2 separate regions of the Homo sapiens genome follow, and region 2 is linked to region 1. Evidence: chromatin loops called from intact Hi-C (ENCODE). Cell type or tissue: Calu3. All regions are shown on one strand. Each heading gives the region's core, and the rest is flanking DNA. Links, peaks and the distances in the headings are about the cores only.

Evidence for each region. A loop is a pair of places that touch in the nucleus more often than their neighbours do. Peaks named below come from ENCODE experiments on the same cell type or tissue, not always from the same donor. Only the 100,000 strongest peaks of a DNase experiment are listed, where the experiment ranks them.
Region 2: a loop joins it to region 1, with 7 times the contacts of the local background. A loop is called at or near these places in 2 of 110 quality-filtered maps.

The regions. Positions count from the first base shown.
Region 1 is chr11:116,216,806-116,232,581 of GRCh38, forward strand. No RefSeq gene overlaps it. Among named protein-coding and RNA genes, the nearest start is that of LINC02151, 280 kb to the right of the region's middle. RefSeq lists a silencer at 267-561 and an enhancer at 267-561. In Calu3, for the core only: CTCF peaks have their summits at 7,515 and 7,740 (motif pointing left); a DNase peak (open chromatin) is centred at 7,766.
Region 2 is chr11:116,165,067-116,180,842 of GRCh38, forward strand. No RefSeq gene overlaps it. Among named protein-coding and RNA genes, the nearest start is that of LINC02703, 250 kb to the left of the region's middle. RefSeq lists enhancers at 2,261-2,761, 2,762-3,262, 12,167-12,667, 12,668-13,168, 15,582-15,776. In Calu3, for the core only: no CTCF peak of the experiment used is centred there; a DNase peak (open chromatin) is centred at 5,905.

The sequences.
Region 1 (15,776 bases), core at 4,393-12,392:
TCACAATAATCCTATGATATAGATACTATTAGTATCCCGATTATTCAAATGAGGAAACTGAGGCACAAGAGAGGTTACCTAAATTCCTGAGGGTTGCATGACTAATACGTGGTGAAGCCAGGGTTCAAACGCCAGCATCTCACAGTGTTACTGTTATAAGACAGTTGCCTGGAACCGGGGAGCTCAGGAAAGAACAGGAGGCAGCAAGCTCATGCACTGCCCAACATCATAGGAAATCAGTGGCCAAGGCAAAGCTTTAGGCTCCAGGCATGTAAGCAGCCTGGACTAAGGGCATATGTTACATTCAGAAGTCAGAATCAGGCAAGTTTAGAACAGAAGCACTCTGCAAAGAACAACAAAGCTTTGAAACAAGGCAACACTGCTCTCCACGCTCACCAGACGGCGCTGTGCAGTGTTCCCAGAAGCGTCTATTCGGTTTCATTCAACCAGAGAAATCATGGAGCACTTAACAGTGCACCAGGCTTGGGAGATGGACGACAGAAAGCCATGATCCCTGCCCTTGTGTAGCTTACAGCCTACCAAGAAAGGTTGATACTACACAAGGAATTGCAAGAGTGATGAGTTTAAAGGAGAAAAAGGTTTGGATGTATATGTTAGGGTAATGCTAACTGCAAAAACAAAAAGACCCCAAAATGTATTATGGCTCAAATTTAAGAACTTTATCCCTCACTCATGGAACAGAACACAATGAATGCTCCTGATTGATAAGAGCAGCTGTCCTCTTCATTTCTTCCAGAGTTAGGCTAACAACAGCTCTGCTGTCTCCAGCATACATCCCACAAGGGCTCCCTGGGGACCACCATCCTAGTCAGCCAAAGGTCACCATCCCAGTCTTAATCTTTTGCAAGAAAGAGTGTGCCCAAAGGTTTTCATGGGCCAGGCCTAGGAGGGGCACACATCCCTTCCACTCACATGCAAATGACTAGACCTCAGCCAGTTGCCACAGCTAACTCCATAGGGACAGCTGAGAACCCGGGAGGAAGAGGAGGCCATGGATTTGATGAACTGTTAGCCAGCTGTCCCTGTGGGCTACAGAGGATCCTTGCACAACACATTCCCTCTGCTTGGAATTCCTCACCTTGCCCAAATTCCCTTCTTTTTACCCAGCAAACTCCATGCCTTTATAAACAATGGTATATAATACTGTATTAGTCTCTTCTCATGGGCTGATAAAGACATATTCAAGACTGGGCGATTTACAAAAGAAAGAGGTTTAATGGACTTACAGTTCCACATGGCTGGGGAAGCCTCACAATCATGGCAGAAGGCAAGGAGGAGCAAGTCACATCTTACATGGATGGCAGCAGGCAAAGAGAGAAAGCTTGTGCAGGGGCACTCCTCTTTATAAAACCATCAGATCTCATGAGACTTACTCACTATCAGGAGAACAGCACGGGAAAGACCTGCCCCAATGATTCAATTATGTCCCACCAAGTCCCTCCCACAACACATGGGAATTCAATATGAGTTTGGGTGGGGACACAGCCAAACCATTTCAAATACTCAATTTTAATTTCTTTCTCTTCTCAGACATTTAATACCCTTCTGTTCTCAAAAGCCCTATAAAAATTGTCACTCATACACAACTTACACTAATGGTGCCTTGGGAAGTCAGAAGGTTTTTGATCACATACTGGGCAAATCTGGGCAGGCAGCAAATCAAGCAGAAAACAAGACCTGAGGAGAGGGCTCCAGAACTGAGGCAGGGGCAGGAATTCAGAACCACAAGGCATCAGCAGAACACAAGGCCACCCAGAGAACCCTCAAAACTATGGGGGAGAGGGACTCCCCAGAGGTGTGTGGGATGGAAGCTCAGATTATTTTATTTAGGTATTAAGAAGAAAGTGAAGGGCTATTAATAAAATCTGGAGGAAACCTAGGGACGTTAATGAAGACTCTAACACAATATGTTTCACAAATGTTCATTAGATCAAAGACTAAGACACATTATTTATTATTGTGTACCAAGTACTGTACTTCAAAAAAAAAAAACCTCAACAGATGGGGTCTTGCTATGCTGCCCAGGCTGACCTAGGACTCCTGGCCTCAAGTGATCCTCCCACCTCGGCCTCCCAAAGTGCTGGGATTACAGGCATGAGCCACCGTGACTGGCCCTTCCAAGGACTGTACTTCACAACAGCCCCTTAGGTAAGAATTATTATGCCCAATTGACAGATAGGAAAATCACCCCAGAGACAACTGCACAGACCATAAACAGGAGAGCTGAATTCAAGTTCAGGTTCTTAATCACTATACTGCCTCCTGCCTAAATGAGAGAATGAGTAGAGAAGGGTAAGAGGACAGTATTGGGTAAGAGCTTGGGACAAGGGTGGGCATACTGGAGATGCAACTGTAACAAGGGATCAAAGTTTTGAAAAGCTGGACTTCCTGGAGAGAGGGCAGCCTGCCAAGAAGGGCACAGACAGCCTCCAGGTGCCTGTGGGAGGTAAGCTGGTGATTCCAGCTTGCCAGCCGCCCCCAGGGAAGAAGGCAAAAGCCTGCTCACCCAGACGGTGGTTGCTCCTCTCTGCTGGGGCAGAAGGAAGGGAGCTCTTGGCAATGCTTGACTTGCTAAGCCTCAGGGGAGAAAAACCAGGGAGTTTGTGAGAGCAGCTCCCTAAGGTGCCTCAGGCAGGATGCAGCACTTTCCAGCAGAGAGTGAAATCAGGAAGAAGCGAATCAAGACCAGATGGAGTTAGTGTTCCAGCAAGTGCGTGTGGTTTTAGAAATGAAGGAGAAACATGGATTGAGGCCAAATTCAGTCCTCAGAGTTCCACAAACCTGCAGCCTCTGGGGAATTACGCAGACATAGGACGTGGAAGCTAAGAGGCATCTTGGAGATCATCCTGTCCTTGCTGCTCATTCCACAATGGGGAAAACCGAGGCTTAGAGAGAGTAAGGTAGTGAAAGGGCTGGGAACATCTCCCAGATCACACAAAGGTAGTGGGCACACAAAGGGCCCGCATGGTACTCTTCTCCTGCATCGGCACTGCTGAGCTCTGCTAACTGAAGCATTTCAGAGCTGCTGAGGTGCAGGTGCCTCTATGCCAGCTCCTCTCCATTTTCCCCCTTTCCCACTACCTCAGTCCCTACTCCAGCCCTATTCCAGAGCCTCTGAGTGCTTTGGTAGCTGGGTGACCCTGGCAAGACACTTAGCCTCTCTGTTAACCCAATTCCTTCACCTATAAAATGAGGAAGAAGAACAAGAAAATCTCTAAGTCCCAATGCTTGACCTATTGAGGAGTTAGACCTTTGCCAAACCCCTTCCTGTGCCTTCAAGGGCCACAATATAAGTTCAAAGGCTGAAACTGGGAGAAGTCAACCAAGATTGTCCCAGAGGATGCACAGGTCTTTTCCTAGCATCGGTGGGGCCCAGGACAAGGATGCAAACAGAGGCCCACAAACCATAGGTCTAAATATTTAAAAGGTATGAATCAAGATAATAAACTTTGATAAATATGTTTACCTTCTGCTATAAATTGAGTGCTTGTGTTCCCCTAAAATTCATATGTTGAAATCCCAGCCCCTAAGGTGATGGTGTTAGGAGGCGGGACCTTTTGGGAAATGTTTAGGTCCTAAGAGTGGAGCCATTATAAATGAGATGAGTGCCCTTATAAATGTGGCCCAAGAAATCTCTTTCCCCTTCCACCATGTAAGGACACAATGAGAAGCCACCATTTGGGAGCCAGAAAGCAGACCCTCCCCAGACACTGAATTTGCCAGCACCTTGATCTTGGAGTTCCCAGCCTCCAGAACCATAAGAAATAAACTTCTGTTGTTCATAGGTTACCTAGTTTATGATATTTTGTTATCACAGCCAGGACATACTAAGACATCCCCCTACCTTGACAAATACACTTTCATGCATTTGTCAAAACATAAGTATAAAGTCATGGATTTCTTTTATTATGACTGAAAGTTGGCAAATATCAAAGATAGATGAATTTAATTATTGCACATGTTTGGGTGCTGACAATGTTTGGATGAGTAATAAAACAAAGATAAAATAATTCAGAAACCATTATATATTTACTCTGAAATTATTTTTCTTGCCTTTATTTAAACAGAATCCCTAATTATGTTGTTATAATTAAGATGTTTACATAATTTGTATTCTATTGAGATCAACGCCAACTTAGACAACATTTCTTGAATTGTTGTAGTTCTTAAATCGTTTTTTCATTAACTTCAATTGGGAAAAACTTCTCTGCTGAGGCAGTAGAAATTTGAAAAGACAATTTAAAGCCACACTTCTATATATTCAGAAATGACCATTGAATTTTACTTGTTTCCAAACAGTATACTGTGGTCACATACGATAAATTATCATTTCAGAAAATACTATAAAATAGTTTATTTTCATCACTGTTTCTTATAGCAATATCTAAATTCATAATGTAGAGAATCTGTGTCAGTCTGTTTCACACTTTATACATGTTATATCTAGACATTTAAGAAAAATATAAGTTGTTTAATGTTGCAAAATGATTCTCAGTTTTTACAAGCAACTATTGCAAATACCATGCTAATTAGTGAATACCTCCAGAACCACGAATTTAAACACAAAGAAAACAAGAAAATAGATGCTCAGCACTGTGGATACTTCATTATGAAAGACTCTATTGCACCCATGCTATCTGAGAGGAAGGATTTGACAGGTAATTAATTGGTCTTATATCTAAGCATTCCCACTGCTTCAATCCCTGGTTCCCCCCCCACCCACTCCAAAGCATTGTCTCTCCTTTGTGGGCAACAGCACAATCCACAAACTTTCATGGCATTCTGACTCAGCTGCCTTTTGTTTCAAGGACATAGGGCAAAAGACATGTAGAAGCACTTCTCTGGGGCCTAAGCAGGGTTAGTCTTGGGTGTGGATGTTTAGGGTTAGGGATCATTCCAAGCCAGGGGTGAACACGGGAATCCAATAACAGAGGAACCCATGTGTTCTTTAATAAACCTGTTAGGGGAGAGGGTCTAAATGGGCCTTTCAAAGTGCAGAGGCCAGGTGAAGTTCTCCGTTTGCTCAGATAAGGATGTTATATTAGAAGTCATTTCCAAGTTCTTTTGGGGAGCATGTGACAGCAACCATTTCATCCTCTCCTGCCCCATGCACTTGCCCACCAAGTCTCACCAGACTACTCAGACTTCTCTGTGATGCACTGTTGCCCCTCTGTCATTCTGTTCATGTGCTCACCTCTGCCTGAAATGTGTTTCCCCTTTTTCTTTGTCTATTCAGGTCTTATACAGTTTGTACTCAGTAGGGCATAAATCTGATTGTTCTCACACTGCTCATAAAGACATAGCTGAGACTGAGTAATTTACAAAGGAAAGAGGTTTAATTGACTCACAGTTCAGCATGGCTGGGGAGGCCTCAGCAAACTTACAAGCATGGCAGAAGGGGAAGCAAACATGTCCTTTTTCACATGGCAGAAGCAAGGAGAAGTGCCGAGCTAAAGGGTGAAATGCCCCTTATAAAGCCATCAGATCTTGTGAGAATTCACTCACTATCACGTGAACGGCATGAAGGTAACCAACCCCATGATTCAATTACCTCCCACTGGGTCCCTCTCACAATACGTGGGGATTATGGGACCTGCAATTCAAGATGGGATTTGGGTGGGGACACAGCCAAACCATATCACCGACATTTGTTTTTCTAGCTACACCTTCCATCGTGCTCTTTGGAATCTCTCATTAACAAACTCATAGACAGACACCTTATACTCCTAGTCACTTTCCTGGGTCTGGAGCCATTAGTGCTGAGAACAGGAAGGGAAATCAGGAGAAATAGCTGGAATGATTGTAATAACTGGTGGCCTGATCCCACAGGGAAATCTCTAATTGGCTCAGCCTGCTTTCATCTCCTGCTGGTGGCTCTGCCCATGTGATGATTTCTGTGCACAAGATACACATTTTCTTACATAGGTGTTCTATGTCACCTGCCCCTCTTGGCACTGATGTCGGGAAGCGACAGCATGGCTACCTTGGCCCCCTGCCTAAGTCTATCCCCCAACCCCTAAATGAAGGCTCTCCCTTCGTTTAATGGCCACCTAGACAGCCCCACAGAAACTCCTCCTCCTCTGTTCCTTGCTCTTTCTGATCCATGACCTTCTGGGTCTTCTTTGGGGCCCTTTGAGAGCAGAGGAGGATTAAGATTCAAGGGAGACTGCCCTATCTTCTTCCCAGGCTCACTATTCTACAGTTCTTTGTGGCCTTGGTCCAAGCTGTTTCAACAAGCCACTCTGCTTCTTACTTCCTATCACCCCTACTCCCACTTCAGAAATCTCCAGGAAAAAAGCAAGCAGAAGACACAGAGCAAGCGTTCCCAAGAGCCTGCTCGCCATCCTCAAATCCAGTCAAAGCACTGCAATGTCTCATTTTCCGGGGAGTGAGATGTAAATCTCTCTTCTTATAGGTACCCCCAATCTCCATCAATAATTCCTGTAGAGCCCCCTCCCCCTCACCTGGCTCTGGGAGGGAGTGAGAATGTCTCAACAGTCTCTAAAAGACCATTCTAAAAGAATGGTTTGCTCCTCTCTCTTCTTCCATAGCCTGGGATGTTGGGTACTAGGAAGTGGTGAGGAGGTGGTGACACAACCAGATCTGCCTCTTAATAACCCCTGAAGAAGTCCATATGGTTGATGTCCCTCTTTAGAATGTGGTTCTTACCACTTATTGTACCCAGCTTTCAATCCCATCGCCAAGTCAACATCCTAATACATTTGCCTAGTGTAGGTCCTTCAAGGGCAGTCAAGTTCCACCGCTCCAGAGTGTGCCATAGCCCCCCAAGCAGCCAGTCTTAATATCTGGCCTCCTTTGCTGTTTGCAACCTCTTTCTTTGGCATGTGAGTGCCTAAAGGGCAGGGACAGGGGCTGATGCATCTCTGTATTCCCAGGACCTTGCACCAGATCTGGCACCTCTCAAGCCCACAACAAAAATTTGTTGGATGAATAAATAAAATAAACAAACTTAATTAAGAAATACTGAATAAGTCAACTATTGAATAAAGAAGGAAATAAATAAATGAATGACTGAAGGAATGAATGAGCAAGCCCAGAATCTGACTGGGTCCCCCTCTTGTCTTCCAACCTCCCATGAAGCTCTCAGGAAGCCCATTTGCAGATGGCCCTCAGCTCCTTAGATTCCAGGAGAGCAGGCTGCCAAGCCCATGGATATGGAACTGTTAGCTCAGGAGGCAACAGCCTCACCGTGTAAAATCACAGTCTATTCTAGCCAAATTAACTAGGTAATACTCTGCATTGGTGTAAAATTCTCCATCAAACCATGAAGACTGGCGTTTAAAACATTTAAGACCCGAGAAGGGGAGGAGAGGGCAAGAGAGACCATTGCTTTTCCTGGCAAGTAATGGTGAAGGGTTTCCCAGCCTGGCTAAGCAGGGAGGAGCCCCACCTGGGATTCTCAAAGCCAGTGCCCGCTCCATGCCCCTGGCTGGGCCTCCTTGCCCAGAGCTCCTCACAAGGTCTTTCCATTCTTGGGGTCACTGACCCTACACTGGGCCCTCCTGTGGACATTTAGTTGGATGATGCTGAGGGCATCAGACAGAAGGAAGACTAAGCTGGAATCTCCCCAGGCAAACACACTATGGCATTTCCTGACACCCCACCCCCACCCCCAACCCTCCTTATGGGGAAGCCACCCCTGCACCGATTCCAGAGCACCCTTCATTTTTAGAACCCAGAAGATTCAGCACCTTACATTCCCAGTGGTCCCCGGGGCTCCCCCTAGTGGTCCCATAATTGAAGTGAACAGAGATTATCCCTGAGTCTTGGCTGGATGTTACAAAGAGCATCTTTTTCTGTCAATAACATTTATTGGGCACCTCCCACAGCCAGGTGCTAGGACTCTTGCGAGGGGTCACAGGCCTTGATTACAGGTAGCCTGTGAGCCTGCGGGGCAGTACCGTGTGTCTTTGCCTTTCTGGTGCCCACGATGGCATCGAGTCAGTGCTGGCAAACGCTGTAACAGATACTTGCATTCAGCAATGAAAAGTGAGTAACAGAAACAGTAATACAAGATACCTCCACGTACACCCATCAAACTAGCAACCACTCATCCCAACCCCTCGGGGTTTGGTTCTGGGGCCCCCCCGCAGGAGGGGGAGAAAAGGAGGCAGCCTCCCGGGGGATTATTCTGTGCTGAGGTAGCATACTGGCTGCTGTGCCCTGGGGAGCCAGCTCCCTGCATAAGTGCACAGATAGACAGATAGATCGTATTAAGCATACAACATTCAGGGGCTTCATTTGGAAAAGACACTGATTCTAAATGGCTGTTTGCCATTGACAAGGCACATCACCAAGGCTAACGCAGACAGCTCTGGGTTATCCAGCTTGTATTCCTGCCACCCCTCCATCCCCTGTGTGGGCACACACATGCACCCTAGGGCCCCACTTGCTCTAGCCTTGTGCCCAAGCTGATACTGCATTCCGGGCGGCAGACTGTCTTGGCAGAGACCAGATGCCAGCAGATCCCTCCCTGTCCCCTGGGGATCTCAGGCCCAGCTGTAGTAGCCAGGCAGCCTTGGGACCCTACAGTCTCCACCCATCCCCCACCCCCAGAGCTCATCAACACAACTCCCCATCTCCCTGTCCCCTCTCCCACCCCATCCTCCCTCTTTACTGCTTATGCCTGTGTAGGCAGGAGGCAAAGCGATGCGAATACATTAACATTTCCTTAATTCTATCTGTGCCTCCAAAACTCTGAGTCACAACTGGGTGGGTTTTCGTGCCTGGTGAACTGTCAGCCTCATTCAGAAATGCCATTTTCTACTTTGCTCCTGGATCAGCGAGAGGACAAGTGGCGGGTGGGGGGGCACGGGGATGGGAAGTGGCACACCCAACACTGACTGGCCCTTGACTGATGACAAGATTGAGGCCCCTGCGGTCCCTAGGAGAAGCTGTGTGAGTTTCTACTGAGAACCCTAGAACTTTGCCTTTGTATAGCAATGTTTACATTTTACAACATGCACTCACCTACCTTATTTTGTCATTTGTACATCCATTTCATATAAGTGAAAAGTGAAGTACAAAGATCTGAAATGCCTTGCCTGGATATGACACAGCTAATAATGACAGAGTCAAAGCTAATATTTTTATCTTCTGGGTCCAAGTTCATGCTACGCCTCCTGACCTCGCCGCTGCTGGAAAACTTCCAAAAATGTCACCTTTTCCCTGAAGTTTGAGAGTTCAAGTTTGACCTTGTCACAAGATTCATGCAAAGGAGACTTCAAACACAGATTTTTGGCCGGGAGTTGTTTTTCTTTTTTTCTCTTTTTCTTTTTTTTTTTCTTTTTTTTTTTTTCTGATGTGTTTCTGGATGTTTTAGGCAGAGCACAATTTCTCCAGCTGCTCACATGGTCCCCACCCCCTGCTGTGTTATAGGACCAGTTCCAGTTCACATGTGTCCATTTCCTGCCTGGATCTAGAATTTGAACTTCACACAAGGTTTCTGTCACCTAAGGCCAGTTCTCTATTCATACAAAGAAGGGGGGCACCAGTGGAGTGTGATCTCCATAATGCTGGCCAGCCCCCTTTGCTCAAAAATGACTCACTTTTAACACATATTAATCCTGTGTGCAAGGCAGTCAGTCTGTTCGGCACTGAGTAGATACAAAGACGAATAAGTGTGGCCTTTCCCTCCAGCAATGTAGTCGGACATGGAAAACACACACAATAATTATATCTAAGCCAATGGTGTGGCTACAAAAATGCCATAGAACCAGGACAGCCTAGGGTACTGGGGAAGAAAGGGGAACAGGATGAGACGGTGGGTGAATGATGCTGAAAGAAAAAGTGAGAGGATGCTAAAAAAAAATAAATAAATCAAGCTAACTTTATCTCCCGCTTGCCTCAAAGACCTGAGTGGCCAGGTATCCCTGCACTCAGCCATCCAGGACTCCTCCCTGGTCCAAGACCCTGCACACGTCTCTCCACACCTGCATATGCCCAGGGTTCTGATATCAAGATTTAGTGCCTCAGCCTTGCCAGCTCAAGGACTTGATCATGGTGGCTGAGTTCAGTTGAGGGTCTGCCCTCTCTGGCTTAGCATCAGGGAAACTGCAAGAAGCTGCCAGACTCCTGCCTGAACACAAGGAATGCTGGAACCTGAGCAGCCAGGGCCAGTGGGAAAGGAGGAGGGGCGGGAGTGGAGGTGCGGCCAGGATGAGGAAAACTCATGGGGTCAGTTGGCTTCTCAGAAACCCAAGAGCACAGGGAAAGTTCAGACCTGTCTAGAGCCTGCATGATATCCAGGGGTCCAATCCAGTAGGTGAGCCCCACAACAGGAATGTTATATAATAGGCATGTTTCCAGAACAGTATGTCTTAACCCACAGGTCTCTATGAACTGACAGGTATTTCAGAAGTAATGCATCCCAAATAATAAAAAATTAAAGTTTACAAATAACTTGTTTGATTAAATCAGCGTAAATTCAAATGTAACCATGGAAAAACATTTTTTCATTTATTCTTTGGCCGTTCGTTCATTTCACAAATACTAACCCCTGATTATGCAAGCTAAGCACTGTACCTCTCATTCTTAATCATTGTATTCCTAAGTGTACTCTTTTTTAACAGCTTTATTGAGATATAATTCAAATGCTACACAATTCACCCATTTAAGGCGTACGATTCAATGATTTTTTAATGTATTCCCAGAGTTATGCAACCATTACCACAGAAAATTTTAGAACATATTTATTCCAAAAAGCATCCCCACATCCTTTAGCTATCATCCCCTATCCTACCGCAGACCTAAGCAACAACTACTCCACTTCCTCTCTATATAGATTTCCCTGCTCTGGACTTTTCTATGAATGGAATCATATAGCATGTGGTCTTTTGTGACCTGGCTTCTTTCACTTAGCATGATGTTTTCAAGATTCTCCATGTTGTAGCATGTATCAGTACTTCATTCCTTTTTAAGACCAAATAATATCCCATTGTATGGATAGACTACATTTTGTTTACTTATTTTCCAGTTGATGGTCTAAATATATTCTTCAATGGTAAATAAAAGTGTTAAGAGACCGCTGCAGGGATCACTCATAACCCAGTCATGCCAGCAAAGTGTCCTGTATGTGCCTGGTATATCTATGTATGATGGTGAAACAAGTTGAGAAACCCCATTCCAAAGGCTGGCTGGGCACTTTCTGCACCAACCCACACCGTCGCGTGGCCATCGGCCTCTGGGGCCTATGGCTGGGCCTGCAGCCCGCAGGCTGTGTACCCTACCTTGATGTGTCAGGCTCAGAATCTGCTGCATAGACTCATGCAGTGTTATCGGACTCATGGTTATTCAAAGCACGCTCCTTCCACCGTCCTCTGGAGTTTCAGTAACTTCATCTTCAGATGTCTCATATGCACACACACTCACACTACCTCTTCACCCGATGACATTTCAAGGCCCCAACACTATCTCCTTTTCCTGTTCTTTGTCTCAAGACAGACAATGCTCTCTTTCCTCCTTGCATGTATTATACCCCTTTCTCATCTAGAGAGGAGCTGATAAACTCATTTCCCTTAGTGTGCTAGTGCCCAATAACAGCCTAGTGTGCCCCATCTGGAGTCCCTTCTGGTCAAATCTCAGGCTCTTTTAGCTATAGGAAGATGGTATTTGGGAGGAAACTTAGATTAGGATTCTCTACTCCCACTTGGTTTTAGAGATTAGAAGGCTGAAGCCCAAGGATGAAGAGAAATTTTCCCAAGGACTGATTAATGGTTGTATCAGTTAGCTATTGCTGCTTAACAAACCACCCTCAGAACTTAGTGCCATAAAGTAACAAACATTTACTTAGCTTGCAGTTTGTGGGTTCGAAATTTAAGCTGGGTTCAGCTGGGATCTATCATTTAATCTGTGGCTCCCTGAAGGTCAGCTAGGTGGCTCTGCTTCTGGGCATCGGCTAGCATCAACTGGGCAATGGGGGCAACTGGGCCACACGTCTGGCACCAACTCATCCAGCAGGCTGGTCTGGGTAGTAGCAGGGTTCTCAGAGAGTGAACTCGGAAAGTCTCAAGCAAGACTTTCCAGGCTTGGAGCTGGCATATCGTCACTTCTTATGCATGCTATTGGCCAAAGCAAGTCACAGGACAGCCCAGATTCAGAGGCTGGAAATAGACTTTACCTGTTGATGAAAAGAGCTGTAAACTCACATTGTAAAGAGTAGGGACATGAAGAGAAGTGATATTGTGGCCGCTTTTTGCTATCTTGAGCTAGGACTGGAGCCCAAGTCTCCTGACTCTATTCTGAGGGTGCAGCACCCACTTCTGATTCTATCTGCCCAACCTTACCTGTTGCCCGTTCCAGGCCCCTCCCCTACAACTCAGCAAAATTATGTTTGCCAGAAGAGAAAAAAACAAATCCAGCATAGGCAGTGGGTCAAGCTCTTGTGTGTCTTTTATGTAATCCAGAGAAACAGGAGGAGCACAACTTCCATGCAGCTATACCAACATCCCTCCCTGCGGCTCCCCTCACCCACAATTCCCACTTCCTGTAGGACAGAGGCCAAGAGAAGTTCCCCTCCGCCTCCCCTCCGCAAAGGCTCAGATCCCAGATCCCCTTTTTTTTTTTTTCATCTATCCCACATTACTACAAGCTTTCCACTGCTCCACAGTCCTGGAAGAGGAGACAACAGCCAATTTTCCAGCACTGAATAAGATAGCCCCTGGAGTCACTTTTGAAACACCACCAATGTGTTATGCCAACTTCTTTTCTGGGGGAGAACAAAAGCTATTTTTCTCTCTTTTCTTCCCCTGATGGAGAGAAGCAAGACCCCCTTTTGAATTCAACTTTCTCTTCTCTGGCATAAAAAAAAAATTTAAAAACAAATCTGTCAAAATTCCCACCCTGCCTTCCTAGTTACATTTTTTAATTCAGTTGGCTCCATGTGGGGGAGTCTTCTATTAATAGGTATACCAGGAGGCTTAGCAACTCAGGCAGAAGAGTACCTAGGAGAAAGCTGGAGAGGGCTGACACCGGAACAGTGAGCAGGAATCAAACCGGGCTTAATTAGGAAAACATGCCTTCCCTATTAACGTCCCTGTCCGTGTGATGCTGCCGCTAGAAAAAAAAAATGCCAAGAAGCTTATTTGTTTTGCAATTACGGATGAAATAAAAAATTACTTGGTCTAATTAGACCTCTTTTACTAAAAGAAGCGTGTAAAATAACCTCAGTTTCATTAGCAACTCAAAATATACTACTCGGTGTGCTACATATGTTTAAGTGAAATGTGGAGGGTCAATTTGCTATGTAAATTTCCACAAATTTGGCTAAACTAAAACGATTAACCTAATGTGTATGCAAATTAACTTAATTGATAACGACTTTTCTCCAGGAGCTTTAAAAGAGGGGGAAATATATTCCAATTCTAACAATCCTCCAAAGTGTTCCATCACCCAATAACAAAATGATATCTTGACAAATTAAAGAGAATATAATGAAATCAGATTAATTAATGCCAAGACCAATTAGCATATGCAAAGAAACAAATCTCACTAATAGACAAATCCAGCAATTTGAATGAGATTTTTGAAAGCTTTTCCTATTTGTCAATTTGTGTGTGTGTGTGTGTGTGTGTGTGTGTGTGTGTGTGTGTGTGCGCGAGCGCGTAATTCCATCTTTGAAATGTTGTTCCCTTTTGTTTAGGATCTAGAATGTCAGACCTGGAAGGGTCCCTATAGTCTGAAACCCCCTACTTCAACTGATTAAGAAACTGAGCCTCAAAAAAAGGTGAATTTATCTGGCAAGGTGCCACTGACACCCTGGCAGCACAGCCCTTTCGTAGCACCCTGCCTGCCAGCAACACCCACTGATGCCTGGAGGCGGGGAAAGCATTCTTGAAGGCCCTTTCAGCTCTGGGACTACCTGATCCTATAGTCTACATTGGAATGTTTACCATATTAGAATGCCGTCTACATTAGAATATACCTATATATTTAAGAATTGAAGGGATTTTCATCTTGAGTCTCTTTTCCTTGACTCGGGCCACATTTTTCACACCAAAAGCAATCAGCAAAGCAAGCGGCAGAGCCTCAGCTCCCGAGGAGAGTCGTTTTCCCAACCCTGCTCCACATTGGACTCCCCTTGAGCTCCTATGCAGTTAGCGGTGAATTCTCCAGGCTAATCACTGGGCTGTGAGAGTTTCAGCCCACCTGTGCTCACCCCCTCCACCCTCAGCTAAGGACTCTGGGCTAACAGGCAGAGCTCTGACTTGGGTTTTTATTTTTATTTATTTTTTCTTGTTATTCCAGATGGTTGCTGAGAGACTGAAGTCTCGGTTGCTTCCAGTGGGACCCTCAGACAATGGCAACTGGAAGGAGAGGCAACCCTGGATGGCACTTGGGCAGCAGAGAGCAGTCAGACCCCAGCGATGGCAGCAGAGGCAATAGGAACAACACAAACAGAGCCCACTGGACTCATTCCATGGACTCTGGCCTGGGGGTTGCCTCTTTTAGGCCTTTAGGTGCAGCTCTTGCCTGGATCTAAACAGGACTATAGTATGGAAAGCTGGAAGAATAAGAGCAGGAGAAACAGACTCTGCTTGGGGAGTCAGGAGACAGACCTCCAGGCCACTGACCTTGGCCAAGCCATTTCTCCTCTCTGGCTCTTAGTTTTCTCATCTGTAAAACCACGAAATGAGGATATAAGCTAATAATCCTTTCTGGCTCCGTCTCTTAAGTCTCAGCCTTCTGGGTATAGTTTTAGCCTCTAGAATAGCATCGACCCCATGGAGTTGAAAGGGTTAATGAATAAATACATGTGAAGTGCTTAGAATGGTACGTGCCACTTAGTAAGTGGTCAATAAATATTAGCCCATAGTTTTTATCCTGTCAGGCGGTCCTTCACCCCCTCTTAAACACTTCAGTGGTATAGAAGGCGACAACAATGGTATGTGGATAAATGTTTACCAACCGGTCGAGTGAGGGTGGGTCTCTGCTTTGCAGTGTTTGCCGATTACCATGGTGTAAATAATCCCACTATGGCTTGTTTGAAACTGCCAACATGAAGTAAAACAGCTCATGAAATTCCTGAAAATGTAACAACTGGTTTTTGAAAACCAGGGCTAGCCAGCTCCAGAGTGCCACTGACATGCAACACCCTTCCATTCTCCATTCTCATTCTATTTAAACAAATGTCTCACTGTTGCACCTCTTGCATATAGAGAGAGACTAGATGCTAATTAAATATAAAGTACTTGTGACTATCCTCCCACATAACACTCTTTTGGGACACCACAAATTTCTTCCCCATCTACCCACTCCCACCTCCTTCCCCCAGCCCTTCAAGCAGAACAGTCTGTGTATACTTTGGAAACATAAACTCACATTATCATTAATCTAAGCCAAGCATCATTGAGAAAGTAAATCTGCTGCAAAGGAACATTTATTCATGTTTAAATTTTGATGATGTGTATATTAATCACTGATGGGCATTACCCCCTTCATGTACCCTTTAGCGTGCCAACTTGTCCTCATTCTCTCTGTCCTCTGCTTTGACCCCAGCCTCCATTCTGATGGCCATGGCCTATCTTGGGATTGCTTTACCTACATCCTGAACTTGACATTCCTCCTGCTCTCAGAAAGTTGGTTATTTACCGACTGAAAATGGAGAGTGAAAAGAAGAAAAATAAAACACCTTTCCCAGTGGAGCCCATAAAAGGCTCATGAAGTCATAAAGACAATTACTGGCAGGCCTATATGGAATACCCTCCGTGAGTCATCTGTCTTCTGCTGGCAATAAA
Region 2 (15,776 bases), core at 2,731-10,730, 53 kb before region 1:
AGCATCCAGTGATGCCCTTTACTAAGAACCTGGGATGGGTGAGTCAGAAGGGGCAGCTGGTATCTGGTCTTTGACTCACCGGAAGCATCCCTGACCTGCTGAATGGAAAAGTCTCAGCTTAATTGGAGGCTCAGTTCTCCCGTAAGGGCTCACAGAGCTGAGCCCACGCTTATGATTATTACTCTTTTTATTAATGCTAATAGTTACCATTTATTGCATGCCAAATACTGACTTATTTAATCTCCATGGCCACCCTGTAAGGTAGGGACTCTTGTTATATTCATTTTGTGAATAAGGAAAGTAAGTTTCAGAGAGCAGATATAATCTATCCCAGCCTTCATCATTGCTCACCTGGACCTTTGCAGTAGCCTTCTCCCTGGTGTCCCTACTGCCACTCTTGATGACCTGCAATTCATTCTCCATACAGCAACACCCTATAAATCTACTGAATGTGTCAGCCTTTTTTGTGCCCCAGGGCCTTTGCATTGGTTGTTTCCTCTGTCTCAATAGAATGTTCTTCCTCCATATTTCCTCTTTTTCATCATTCAGTCTTCAACTCAAAGAGGCCTTACTTGAACACCTTCACAAGCATGCACCTGCCTGTTCTATACTACACACTATATCACCACATGTCCAGTACCTAGAATAGTATGTGGCACATAGTAGGTGCTCAGTAAATATTTCTTAAGTGAATGTTGATGAACTTATCCAAGGTTACATGCTAATCAGAGTTAGAGCAGAGAGTCAAATGCAGGACTGTCTGATCCTTAACCACATCATGTATATGTGTGCAGTTTGGGTGTTCAGGAGAAAGAAGAGTGGGATGGGGGCTACCCAGGGCCACTCAAAGACAACTCATCAAGAGGCCAAGGTCCTTTACAGGACCCAACTAGAATCCAAGCAGTGGGAAGGCCAGGTGAGGACAATGAACCTGAGGAAAGAGGCAAGGAAGAAGGGTTGAGCATGCAGTCCTGAGGCACTGATGGAGAGGTGAGAAGGGCTGTAGATTGGGGGCCAGGGCCACAAATGAGCACTGCTTGGCTATGTGATCCCCACTCCAGGCTACCAAGACCCACTAATCCTAGATGACAATCACTGGCTCTTACTTTCCCCTCTCACAGAAAGAGAAGACAGGACTGTGGGAGGAGCTGTGGGAAGCCTCAGGACCAATTCTCATGCTATATGAATTCTCCAGTTCTGGACTTCCCTTGGGGACGGTTTTACCCTGAAATGGCAGTCAAGCTACCTGGGGATTGCTCTTCTGTGCCACAGTACCAGTAAGATTTTACAAACCCACCTACACCCAGGCAACACTAGCAGTCAGTTGTGCCTTCTGCCTGTGACCCAGGAAAGGCTATTCTACCTCTCACTTTTAATTTACAACAAAGTGTCTAACATGCCCAAGAGTAATCACTGAGCTCTTACTGTTGAGTATAGTTTTGAGCTTCGGGAAGATGGAAGGAATGCAGAAAACACTATCTCTTTTGGGAGATCTATAGTCTAACTGGGAGAGGACACACACACAAGGCATACTATTTAACTACTTAAGAGCATGGGCTACATCAGACCAGACAGACTCACATCCAAGTCATCACTCAGCTGCTTCCTATTTGGGCAATTGTGTTCAACCATTGAAGTCTCAGGTTTCCCATGTGTGCATACACAACGGTGCACGCGTCCCTCACAGCACTATTGTGAGAGTGAATAGCAAAGTACTTCATGAGCTGTCTGGCACCCACGTGCTCAATAAGTGAGAGGAGTTGTTGTTATTGTCATTGTTGTTACAGGAAATAACCCACAGGTCACATATTAAGAAGTACAAATTCATTCATTCATTCCAAGTGAATGCAGCTCATAACTGCTGAGAAGACTGTGATGAAGAAATATCATTGAACGATGTTGTGGGGGCAGGCAGACTTCTTGGAAGAGGCCAGTTTCGAAGCTAGGAGATGACTCAGAATATTAGCATAACAGGAATGATTTCTAGGGCTTCTCAACTTTTCCTTTTTTACATTGTGTCACACAGGGAAAATGGTAATATTTGCATGCTGAAGTCAATAGCACAGGCTACTTGCAGTTAGAGGAGACCCTGTCCTGACCCACCCAGGCATCTGAAGGGCCAAGAGACTCACCATCTCAACACACAGGCAACCTAGTTGTGGCTCGGCAATGTGGCACAGCAACCTAGTGGGGAGCTCTGATTTAGAACAAGCACATCAATTGACAGATGACAAAACAGATTTGGGGAGCAGAAGCGACTTGGCTGAGGTCACCCTGGGGCAGCACCAAGCAGAGAACCAAAGGCCCCGTGCTATATTGTCTGCTCTCAAAAGATAGGAGGACATCAGGTCATGTGAGAAGGTCAAGGAGCTCAGCCCAGGGCAAAGGAGTGGGGCTAAATAGCATTAATGGAAGAGACCTGACCCAGTAAATAGTAAATCTAACGGTAGCTAAACTGAGCGTCCAGGGTCTCTGGCACTGTGCTAAGTGTTTGACATGCCTTATCTCGTTCATTGGAGGTAACGGCCCTATGAGAGGTCACACTGTTAATCAAGTTGTGATGCCAGCTTTGATGGTCACCAGAGGTGCAAAACCAGCGTGGGCGGCCGTCTCCAGGGCCATGCCAGTCACACTCACCTGGAGCAAGAAGCAGGCTGATCCTTTGGCCTCAGACCTCCACAGCCAGGGCCAGAGAAGACAGCCCAGACACGAAAGGCAGACCCTGCTCCATCTGAGCCGAAGGAAGCTTCCAATCCCACCCACTCGTTCTTCTCCTCTACCTTCCTTACCTGCTGCATCCACGGGAGCAACATGCTTGGCCCTGCCACCTTGCCGTATGCATCTTCTGCAGCCCATCTCCCAGGTGAGGAGAGTGGCAGCATGGCACGCACTCCACCTGCTATTTAGAACGCCTGGCCAGGACTCCTGGGGGCACCAGCAGCATGCAGGGAAGTAACTCACAGACACTCAGCTTAATCAAGGATACGCTTGGCTCATGCTGAGGCCCAAGTCTGGCTTCTTCCATCTGGATCTGTTAAGGCCCTGGCTGGTTAGATGATGCCTCTTGGCCCCAATCCTTGGATGTACTGAGTCCTTTCTGGTGAAACTGACTTCTCAGTTGCCACCTGAAAGCTTTGTGTGCCAGTCTCAGGGCTCTTCCTCCAGGGCCTCTTTGCTTGTACCCCCTTAGGGTCCCCTCCCTTGGCTGAATGCAGCTCTATACACCCTATGTCCTACCATTGTCTTCAGAAGCCCTTTCCTTCTCATGCTAAGTCCCTGCATTTTCAGGCTGTGTTCTGCCCCTGGCCTTCCCCTAGACTGAGCCACCTAAACAAACACAGCTACAACTTTCAGATTGCATGGCAGAAATGGGAATAAAATCGGCATTCTTCCACTTGACTCAAGGAGGCCTGCTGCACGACCTTGCCCTTGTCTCATTCTCCACCCTTATCTCCTGGCACCTTCTCTCGCACCCTGCTCAACCACGCTGATCTTGGTGGTGGTTGTTTCTTCAATGACACCAAACTTTCCCCATGCAGGGCTTTGTGCAGGCTGCTCCCTCTGCCTGGAACACTCTTCACCTGACCCCTGCTGATCCTGCTTATCTAAGCTCAATATAATTGCTTATTCAGGTGATCCTTTTCTTACCACTATCTCTAGAGAGTAACCCCCCACTCTGCTTTTGTCTCTTGTATCATCACGCAGATATTTTCCTTTGTACCACTTGTAAAAATCTAGGATTATATGTTCATCTTCCCACATTCCAAGGCAAATTCTTTGAATGTAGACCATGTCTTCTCACTCTCCATTTTACCCTTGGCTGACATAGTTGTTGGTATACACTAGGCATTTATTAAAAATCTATGTAATGAAGGATTGAATGAGTTATATATCCTAAATTTCAATTCCAACCTGGCTGCTGACTAGCTGTGTGAACTTGGCAAGTCACTTCCTTCTTTGGGACCTCAATGTCTCCTCTGTCAATGGGGAGAGAGAAGGCTGAAGTCATCCCAAAGTTCTTCCAGCTCTGCTCCTGCTGCAGCCAGGAGGTAACCTAGAAACCAGCATTAAGAGCACAAAGCACATCTCATCCAAGGAAAGATCTCACTTCCGCATGCTCAAAGTAAGGAACCAATAGGCAAGAGGTACAAAGAATACTTCCATTATAGGAGAAGTAGCTCACACCAACATGAACAGCCTGAAATGGAGGCAGCCCTGGGGCTGGTAGGACTTGGCAGAGGCCCCAAGGCCCCCTGGGCCACAGTGTGGAAAAAGATGGGGGCCTGCAGGAAAAGCAGCCCCAGGCCTTGTCCAGAGCTGGCTGCTGAACAGAGGAAGCCTCTTAGCCTGGGTTCTTGCATTCAACAGATCTCTGTACCTCTGTGAGGGAGCACCCTGGGACCTGGGATAGACACAGTACTTGTCATCAGAAAAAGGAAGATGTTTAATCTGTGTTTTAAATTTTAAATGACTCCACCTGAGAGTAACTGCGCCTGGCCCCTCTTATCTCCCAACCCAGCTCTCAATACTTGATTCAAATTCTATTACTGTGCTGACACCCCTCCTGAAGTTGAGTTCATTGCAAGGAGTCCCCCACTTTTATTTCCATGTAGGTCTCCCCCTCTCCATCTCTGCAAAGCTCCTTGACCCAAAGACAGCTTCAGAAACCATGCTGGGATACCCCACTCACTATCTAATGGGGATTCTGGGCATCCAACAGGTGAACCCCAACCCCAGTAAGGTATCTGAGAGGCTCTGAGGTTCTCAGGGCTCCTGAAATTTGGTATCCCATGGCACATACACTGTTTTATCTCCTCCTCCTACAGCCCAACTCTTAGAATTCTTTTATCACGCTGAAGTTTGGGGCAGACATCAGCTGTAGAGTTGTGCGTTGGGCCTAGGGTATTGCATAATCTCACAAATAAGTCTCTTCTACATTAGCTCTCTAAGCTTCAAGTGTGTGCCCAACCTCACCACATGGTCCTGAGCCTGCAATGGCTCTATGGGTGGTTGCACCAGCCACCATGGTGTCAAAAAGGTCTGGGGCTTGGGTAGCTTTGACTTTCCAAAGATCTTCATTTCTCTTCTCATACTTGATCCCCATGGTACCCCTAGCAGCAGCCTGCTGTGGTCGAAAAGCCAGGATGAGGAGTTAAGGGCCTGATTCTGCCCTTCCCCAGCCATAAGATCAGGCAGATCACAGCCTCTGCTCCTCCCTCCATCAGGTGAAAAGGTTGGGCCAAGTGAAGATTAGGTCTCTTGGTTCTAATATGGTAGAGAAGCAGAGCAAGTTTTAATAAGAGAAAATGAAACTGGGGCTCAAATCGCAGATGTGATTTGCCTGAGATCGCAGGATGGTTGGCTTAAGAACCAACCCTAGAATTCCTCTCTAGATCCCAGTTATTATCTCCATGGGACCACAGGAAGCTCATGGCTACTACACTGGACAGCAAAAATGTAAAACGTTTCCATCAAGACAGAAAGTACAATCAAACAGTGTCAGTTTGGAAATCATCTATATCTGCCTTTCTCCCCTCAGTTAGATTGGTCTCCTCAAGGGCAAGAATCTCAGCCTCCACATCTTAATACCTCCAGTGCCTAGCCCTGTGCTTGGTATCAAAAGTGCTAGAACATATATATCAGATGCAGCTGTTTGCTGGCAGAAAGCCTTGCCACCCAGCTGGGGGCTGGGTCTCAAGTTCAGGCTAGGGAACACTGTGCTGGATAGTGGAGTCTGCATGGGATGGATCATCCCCATCCTCGGATGGGGTGGCCAGGAGCCTGGCTGCTGGAATAGAAGGCCTCACTAATCCATCTGTATTCTACAAGGACAGGCGAAGGGAGCACCTGGCACCGAGGGGGATCCCAGGTGGAAGGGAGCAGACACCACCCACGAGGGAAGCCAGCAGAGGGCACTGCTTCCTCCACCTACATAGACAGTCCCAGCTGGGCAGCACCCTCGTTAGCACCAGGAGGCAACCCTGCTAATTACCAAACCCAAACTCGGGATTTGCATTTTTATGAAATGCTCGCACAGGAGGCAAATATTTTGCCTTAAAAAAAAAAAAAAAAAAAGTCAAGATGGATGAGGGAGAAAAACTCATACCAGTACATACTAATTCAATCTAATCTTGGTCATTTCAGTTTCTATAAGAGAGTGCTTTCATAAAGCTACAAAGCTAACATCCATAACTCTCCAGTTTCCCCAGACAGGATATCTCTGCATTAAGTTTCCCATTTATCTTCAGAGATGGCAAATCATCCGTTTATAATGGGATCTAATAAAGCAAGCTCCCGTTGCAGTCCCAGCCGCAGGAATGCACCTCAGATCCAGAGACACTGCTTGGGGCCTGTGATGGCTTTACCTTCTAGATGCCTGAGTGTGCGGCTGGGGCATCAGCACATGACTTAGTTGTGGTGGCATGTGTGTGTTGGGGAGAGGGTGTGGCCTGCAGAAAGCAGCTACCCTACTCCCACCCGCCCCAACACATACATCCCCCTGCCAAGACCAATGGAGGAGCTGGGCTGGGCTCGAGACTTGCTCTTTAAGGTAGGCAGAGCTTGCTGTAGGGATAACAATTTGGAAAGGAATAGGGTTTGGCAGGCTGATGCAGAGGCTTAGCTGAGTAGGTGGGGATGATGTTCCACTATCACAGGTCAGGGTGCCTGGGAGCAGCCCCTGAGATGGATGGAGTTTTGCCAGCAGGGTATTTAATAAGAAGTGGCATGGGGCCCACAGCAATGGTCAAGCAGGGTAAGAAGTGAGCCTGGGCAGATCGAGGAATCCAGCTTTTATGCAGCCCAGGCAGCCTTGGCACCTCACAAGGAGTTCTGGAGCCGATAAGGGCCTTTGGAAACCATGCTGAATCCAGCCAAGATGGCCAGGCCTTCCTATTCCCACATCAATCTGTCAGTGGATGTGGGCCACCCCAGAAGGGCACAACCCCAGGCATGAGGCTGTCTGCAGCTGAAGTGATCTCTGCAGAGACGGATCACGGAAGCCTGTCTGCTGACTTTCCCAGCAGCTGGTCAACATGTTCTTCATTGACAGGAGATCTGGGCTGGGCTGCATATTACAGTGTCCGCCACACCTGCTAAACAATGTGTGTCCCTCTCCCCTCCACCCAAACATGTAGTTTTATCATCCGTACCTGTGTCCTATGGTGCCAGGCCTTGGGGGTTGGCAGACATTGAGCCCAGCTTGCCGTTCACTCAGTTCTATGCCCTGAACTTTCTCTGGACAGATGTCATAATAAAGCCTGTAGACCAGGCCTGATTGGCCCCTGGCTCAACATCTGTGGGAAGCAGAAGGACCTTGGGAGTGAAGGGGTTGGGGGCCCAGCCCTAGCTAGAGCTGGCACAGGCTGAGGGGATGCAAAGATCAGGCAGAGCCACGTGAACAAACCTTAATGGAGGGTTCTAGGTTCAGAAGCTACAGCTCTGCTCTGATGGAGCACAGAAGTCATGGGGCTTATCCCAAAAGGGACTTAGCGGACTGCTGTCAAAGCACCTCCTGACCTGGTAGGGAGGCAGGTTTGGCAGCCTCTGATGTCTTATATGGGTAGGAAATGTCCTCTGCCCAATCTCCAGGCTGGGACAGGGAGTTCCGGGTTGAATCTGGTGCCATTTCCAAAGCCCAGTAGGAGTCCAGCAGTTATCAAGTGTTAGAAATGGAAGGAGGGAATCCTCAGAGGTCCCAACACCCATACAGGGCAGGGATCCCCTTGTCTTCCTTCGGGGTCTCCCAGAAGCAGATATGGAGATCAGGATTCAAATGCAAATCATCCATTTTGGAGGTGAGAACAGGAAACATCAGAAAGGAAGTGGGGAAGTGGTACTGGGGCGGGAAGGCAGCCAGTGAAGGATTCATTATCCAGCAAGTTTCCACTGTGGGGAACCCTCACTTAATCCTGCTGGAAACTCTGAGAAACAGTGGAAAACATTTGCCTCAGTGTGATCCCATCCAAGGGACATGGGAACTGGGACATTTGTGTACCAGCTCCAGTCAGTCATCACTTGAGGTCACCTCCCCGGTGGGGCATTAATTCCCTGGTGTTTGCAGTTGATGAATGGGGACCAAAATAGACTCTGGGGACAGAGAAGGCTCTAGGGCAGAGAAATGCAGGTGCTGGCTGCTGAAAGCTGGCCAGTTTGCACTGCAGAAATAAGGGAAGGAGATATGGGCATCCACAGGATCTGCTGCCCCCTCCTCTGCATCCCCAGGTATGCTCACGTTGCCTCTGATCAAACTCTTCCAGAAACAGGGAGCTTACTACCTCACACGACCACACATTGCATTGCTGGACAGTTCTAGTTCTCAGAAAGTCATTTCTTAGGTTTAGCAAAAATCTGCTCACTGCCCAGTCTTGGTCCAGTGCCTTCCATTAGAACCAGGGTAGGAATTTTTGTCTATATGTTTCACTGCTGTCTCCCCAGCATCTATATCAAAAAAAACAAACAAACAAACAAACAAAAAAAAACCCAACACCTGGCACGTGTTAGGTTTCGTCAACACGTTTTGAATGAATGAATGCCTGTATGCTTGCTTGGCCCCTGCCTCTTAGGAGTTTACAACTTTTTCCTGTTTCTAGTTTGCTTTTCCACTTATACCCATGTATTTAAGCACACAGCACCGAAGCTGGAACAAAGCTGAGCTCCAGTGCTAGTACTCACCCATTCAACAAGCAGTTGGTGAACTCCTGTCATGTGTCAAACACTCTTCCCAAGTGTTCTGGGCTCTGGCTCTCTGAGGCATAAAGTATTAAGACAGAGGTAGAAGGCAAAAAAAAAAAAAAAAAAAAAAAAACCCACCAGGGATTATGATTTTAGGAAAGATGCTAGGTGTTGAGTTCATCAGGCACAATGAGTCAAGGCACACATGTACATGCTCTTGCTCACAGCTCACTCACGTATTCCCTTTTACAGAGCTGACTCTCCCAATGTGGACACTGAGGCCTGGCCAGCCCTTGAAACACAATCTTCAGAAAAATCAGCCCTTCAGCTCTCCCCGCAAACCCTTCAGGAGAAGGCACGAAGAGTGGTTTTCCTCACAGACCCCAGGACACACTTCCTGTTGCCCATTAGGTCTGGGGAACTTGGCTCTCGGAGCCCCTCCCAGAAGGAGCCACAGTTCCCTCTGCCATTTGTGTTTCCTTTGAAATGTCTCTGTGTGTGCAGTTGGGTTGGGGGGGGGGCGGATTAGCTCCCCTGACTGAAATATGGCTCAGATGCCAGGAAGAGCAAGCTCGAAGCAGCAAGGCGAGTTAAGCTTTCTGCCTCTAGCCCACGGCTTAGCGGTGCGGATTACAACAGCAGGTGATGAGCGACGTTAGCCGCTGCCGTGGAGACCGTGAAAATCCTGTTACAGGGCAAAGGCGTTTTAGCTACAGCTCCAAATTTCAAAGAATGATTGAGCTGGAACGTGGCAGGCAGGAGGCAACTAGGGTCCCAAATTATTTGACTTAAACTGAGAACTGGGCCTGAGGGGGCCACTGAGGCAGAGAATTCTGGAGAGGGACACGGGTGTTCTGCCCCCCTGCCCACCATCCCCTGGGTAAAGACTTGGTCCTCTCTTCCCAGCAGCATGCCCCTCCCACCATCCTCCTCCCCTCCCCTCCCCTGACCATCCATAAGCGTAAGGAGCTTCCATCTGCCTTGAATCCTGTCGTCCTCACCAATCTGCAAACCTCTGGAGACCAGAGCCCATGGTGTCTTCAGCCCTGTGGGGTTCAGCACAGCTCCCAGCACAGCTTCCAGCACATGTAAGTGCTCAGTAAATTTTGTCAAATGATCAATTGGTTGCTGCCTCAAAGCTGCATCTTCCTTGCCTTGTTCCACCTGGTTTCCAGATTCCCCCCACCACGCACACCCCCCTCAACACTGAGCACTCCTGGGAACCCTCATCTTTACACAGCCACCCCTGGTTCCTTGAAAATGAAACAGCACCTGGTGGCAGACCAGAATCCAACTGCAAATGAGTCACTTAGGGCAAGGGAAAGATTTGTGAAACCAGGAAAAGAATGAGGCTTCAGTAATTTCTTTACCCTGTTCAGTGGGAAAATGATAAAGTCACAGGATTTAAGAGTATTTTCTAGAGTCTTTGAGTTCAACACCCACCACCACCACCACATCGACCCTCCTACTCTCCCGCAGCCCATATTGGCCTTAAGGGGAAGTAGCTTGAAGTGGAGGAAAGAGTATTTGGAGTCGGAGGTCATTAGGAATCTAGGTTCAAATCCTAGTTTTTCAAGTCACTTAACCTTTCTGAACCTCTGTTTCCTCATCACCAAACTGCCCACCTTATAAGCCATACACTGAGACAATGTCCACAGAGAAACTTCTCAGTGGTTAACACACAGCAGAGAGTAATCCAATAATAATGGCGTCGTTATTGCGGGAATCCTGGTTCCCCATATGCTAAACCTTCATCCCTAAGGAAACTCAGTTTGAGTATGGCCTCTATCCCTAAGGAAACCCAGTTTATGGAGGACATGAGGTCCCTTGATCTGATTTTATCCTCATAACAACCCTATGTGAGGTGAGTGATGATTATTCCCTCCCACAGAGTGGAAACTGGGGCTCACAGAAATAACTTGCCAAGCTTGCTGGGCCAGGAAATATGAAGGCTGGAACTGGAACCCAGGTAGTGAGGCCAGAGCCCAGAGCTGTTTTCTATACCAGAGTACCCCTCAGACAGGAACAACTGACTGTTACAGGGAACCCTATCCTGGGTGGGGACCTACTGTCTGGTAGACAAAGATGATGAGGGCAACTCTGTCCTCCCTCCCCTCCTCCCTCCCTTCCTTTTCATCCTTCCTTCTTTCCACCATGCAGTGATTAAGCGCTTGCCATCTGCTCAGCTGCTAGTAGTGAATATGTGGGATACAGACGGTCTGGTCGCCGCTGAAGGCAGCTCACAGTCCAGCTGAGGAAATGAAACAACAATTACACGTAATTTCAGAGCACTGGGTCACATTCCCAGAGGACTATCATGGCACTTCACGTAAAATGCACGTGTGGGGTCAGAGGAAAAAAGGAATGGTCTGCAGTGCCACAAAGCAAGGAGGAGAAACACTGCAGGGCTCTGAAGACCCTGGAATGATGAATAGAAGATCCTAGGAGACAGCTTGCCTAGGAAGGAGCTGTGTAAAGATGAAATGGGCTGCCTGGGAAGAGAGTGAGTTTCCCATCTCTGCAGGTATTCAAGGAGTGTCTGAGTGATTAACTTCAGACTCCTCCAGCCCCAAGACTCTCCAAATTGATAACAATGCCTGTTAAAGAGTCCACTATAAAAGAAGCAAGGAGATCCAGAAAGGTCAGCTCACACTCCCTCCAGAGAACCCAGAGCTTCTCTGAGGAGGGCGCAAGTCAATCACTCCTCAGCTCGGCTTAACAGAACTTCAGTCTCCTCATCTCACATAAGCCATTCCCCCCTCCAATTTCCTGTGCCTGACTCCTCCAGGCCAACATTTAGAGGATCCGTAGCCACTGCCTCTTCCTCTAAGGGAAAACAAAGGAGAAAGCAGGCAAAGACCATCCGAAAATCCCCTTGTTTGCTCTCCTCTTCAGAGTCTCTGCAGAACACAGGCTGGCTATGTCCCAAACAAACAGGAAGCTGGGCTCCACTTCCGCTGTGCCCTTTGCAAAGGCTCCTGTCTACACCTCCTCTGCCAGCAAGGTCTCGCCCTCTCAGAATGGTGGGGGGAGGGACTGCAGACCATGAGATGCTGGGGAGGTAGGCCTCTCATTCCTCCACCTCTCCCTTTCCTTGGTGCTGCAAAAATGAAGGCGTCTCAGGCTACCTACTCTGGAGATCCTCCTATGTCAGCTGAAAGGCTTTCATGCCTAGGGTCCCAGAGCTGGAAAAGGTGGCCCTCAGTAGCCATGTCCTCCAGCCTCTTCATTCACGAGCTACTGAAAATGACATAGCAGTGTCAAACCTGCAGCGATCCCCTATGCTGGCTACCAGCTGGGTAGAGCTACATTGTTACTGTTAGAATTATGTTAAAACTGATTATTGCCCCTCTGCCGTTACAGAGTACAGTTCACAGAGCCTGCATAGGCACATAACATCCCAAGATGTAGCAGAAAGAGGAGGGTTTGGAATACATCAGTGCTGGATTCAAATCCTGGCTCCTGCAGCTAGCAGCTATTTGACTCTGTGCTTGTGACATCAACTCTCCATGCATTAGTGTCCTTGTGGTAAAAATAGAGATGAGACTGACTGGCCCATGCTAGGCGTTTGTGCAGCTTACAGGATATGATGTGTGTAGAGTCTCTGGCATCTAGTAAGTAGCCCCCTTCCCTCCATCTCTGAGGCCCCTACTAGGGACTACTAGGGATGGGGAACAGAGGTGGAAATGAGCTTTCTTACTTCCTTCTCCAGAGGTCAGTCCCAGGATTTTTATTGGCCTTAATCACTGTGATTTCTGTGATTTACCAAGAATTGAGAAGGAAGGGAGGAGGGCTCTTATCCTGAGAGCTATTTGTTTTCTCTAAGATAGATCCAAGCAGAGGCCAACCAGCATCACCCTCTCTGGCCAGAGCATCCTGATATGTGCCAGCCAAGCACCTGGATGTGCTGGGGGATGGGAGGGCAGGACAGATGGCCCCTCTGGCCCAGCTGAGGTAAGGGGAGCCAGCCACTGCCCTATGGGGAGAGGCAACCTAACGGGAACTGAGGCATCTTCCAGCTGGGGCACCCAGGCCTCCTCCCAGGAACAGTGGGCTGGGCTGGACAGTGGGCCCCTTTGAAGGGCTGGCCCTCCCTGGAAAACCAGTTAAGGTAGACCAGGATAACTAGGGAAAAATAGAAAGGAAGGGTAGTGGTTAATTTTATGTGTCAACTTGGCTGAGTCACAGGGTGCTCAAATATTTGGTTAAACATGATTCTGGGTGTTTCTGTTGAGGGTGTTTGGGGATGAGTTTAACATTTGAATCAGCAGACGGCCAAAGCAGATTTCCCTCCCCAACAGGGGTGGCCTCACCCAATCAGTTAAAGGCCTGAATAGAGCAAAAGGCTGACCCTCCCCCTAGTAAGAGAGTATTCTTTCCGCCTGATTGCCTTCTAGGACATCAGCTTTTTCCTACCTTCAGACTCAAAGCGAAACATTGGCTGTCCCTGGGTCTCAAGTTTGTGGCCTTCCAACTGGAACCTACACCATCAGCCCTCCTAGTTCTCAGGCCTTCAGACCCAGGCTGGAACTTACAACCTCAGCTCTTCTGCGTCTCCAGCTTGCCTACTCACCCGACAGACGTGGGACTTGTCAACCTTCATAATCATATGAGCCAATTTGTTAGAATAAATGTTTTTATATCACACACACACACACACACACACACACACACACACCCCCTTTTGGCTCTGTTTCTAACCCTCACTAATACAGGAAGGATCCTACTCAACACTAGAAAAGATATTTGAACACCCCAAGCTGCCCAACCATGGGATGAGCCATAGTTGGGAGAGGGAGGGAGCAGCCCCAGCCTCGAATGCAGAAGAAACAGGCCCTATCCAGCATGCATGTGGGTTCCTGACTTGGATGAATCCCAGGCCTCTCCAGTGTGCCTTCCCCATCTTCCTCACTCTGGGGCGCTATCCAGCATCCATCAGGGGCGCAGTCGGAAAGTGAGTTCTATATTTTCCAAAGACCCTTCCAACTCTCAGAGACTGTGATTTTAAGACAGAGACAGGGAGGGTGTGATGTGGTCATTCTCCATAGATGTCATCCAGCGCAGTGTCCCCAGAGGTAAAGGAGCTGTGGGACATTCGTCATTGCCATAAGCCCTTTCTCCCCTTACCCACTTACATCAATGGCAGGTGAGGTGAGTTCTCTATTTCCTAACCCTGTGCTCTCTTCATACCATAATGCCAAGAGGTGTGTGAATGAGGAGGGAGGAAGACAAGACACAGAAGGCACACTGGAGAGACCTGGGATTCAACCAAAGCAGGAGCTGACAGAACAGTGTGTGGGTCACCCAAAGGAACAAAGAGAAGGGTTCCCAGGAGCCTTGCCCAGCTCCACAATTCAGGTCCACCGTGTGACTTGAGGGCCTCCTGATCACAGCGGCCTGCATTCCTCATCTCCAGCAGGAAATGATGGGAGAATGATAAAGATATGAGGGCTACTCGACCTAGAAAAGAAAAATTCTTTTCTTTGTGTACTTTAAATAAAGATTTAAAAGAAAACAGCATTTCTCTTTCTTGAAATGTTTTTGGAATAAACCTATTATGAAGAAAAAGTGGGATAAGGGTTTGCTTCCTGGCTGTGACAGCAAGTTTGGGATGAAAGAGAATCTAATTGCCATTGGTCTCTCTTCTCACTCCTCTCCTCCACCTCTTTCCCACTTCTATGCCCTCCCCACATGCCCCATGCCCAGCAACATCAAAAATGTGCCCCTTCTTGCTCTCCAGCTGGCTCTGCCCAGATATCTTCAAGGAGACCTGAAATGACCAGCTGAAGGCTATGGTTCAGAAATGAGTCAGCCGGGGTGGTGGTGGCCCTAGTGGGAAAGCTGACAGCATAAGTGCAGGAATGGCAGCAGGCAGTGGAGCTGGCAAGACATAAGGTGGGGCTGCTGAGCAGAGCCTGGGGTGCCCTGGGGTTCAGCCTCAGCACAGGGAGCTCCTGAGGGGACTCTGCCCACCCCTTCCCCGAGAAAACTCAGCAGATGGTGTCAGTGAAGGGGGACACACTCGAGCCACCAATCTCTTTTGTAATGGATTCTAGGGTGCTACAGTGAGCCAGGAAGACCCAGAGTGTTAGGAGTTGAATTGTCTCCCCAAAATTCATATGTCAAAGTCCTAGTTCCCAAGGTCTCCAAATATGGCCTTACTTGGAGATAGGGTATTTATAGAGATCATTAAGTTAAAGCAAGATCATTAGGATGGACTCTAATCCCATATGACTGGTGCTATGGACTTGGGATGTGTCATTCCTCCAAAATTCATATGTTAAATGCCTAACTCCCAGTGTCACTGTATGAGGAGACAGGGCCCGTGAGGAGGTGGTAAAGGTTAAATGAAGTCATAAGGATGCAACCCTAATCTGATAGGGCTCATGGCCCTACAAGTAGAGGAAGAGACACAAGAGCTCTCTCCACTCCATGTGAGGATACAGTCAGAAGGCAGCCATCTGCAAGGCAGGAAGAGTCCTTGCCAGAAATTGACCCTGACAACACCTTGAGCTTGGATTTCCAGTCTCCAGAACTGTGGGAAATAAATTTCTGCTGTTTAAACCACATAGTCTGTGGTATTTTGTTACAGCAGTCCAAGCAGACTAATAGAACTGGTGTCCTTATAAAAAGGGAGAAATGTGAACACAGAGACACACACAGAGGGAAGATTACATGAAAAGACACAGGGAGAAGATGGCCATCGGCAGCCAAGGGGAGATCCTGGAACAAATCCTTCCCCTCACAGCCCTCGGGAGGAACTAACCCTGCTGACACCTTGATTTCAGACTTCTGGCCTCCAGACCTGTGAGATAACACAGTCCTATTGTGTAAGCCACCAGTCTGGGGTGCTTTATTAGGCAGCCCTATCCAACTCTCATGCTGGGCTAGACGGTAAACCACAGGTCGGAGGCAAGTAGGATCAGGTTCGCCCTCCATGCAGTCCTCTGCTCTCAAACCTCCCCCTGGCCTGGAGGGGAATGGATTCTTAGACATCAAGGTCTTTCTTTCCTATTGATGTGTCCTGGGCCCCTAGAGTTCCAACTTTCCATCTCATTTGGGGGTGGACACCAGACAAGGCCGTAGTTTGCTATGCAAGAAGA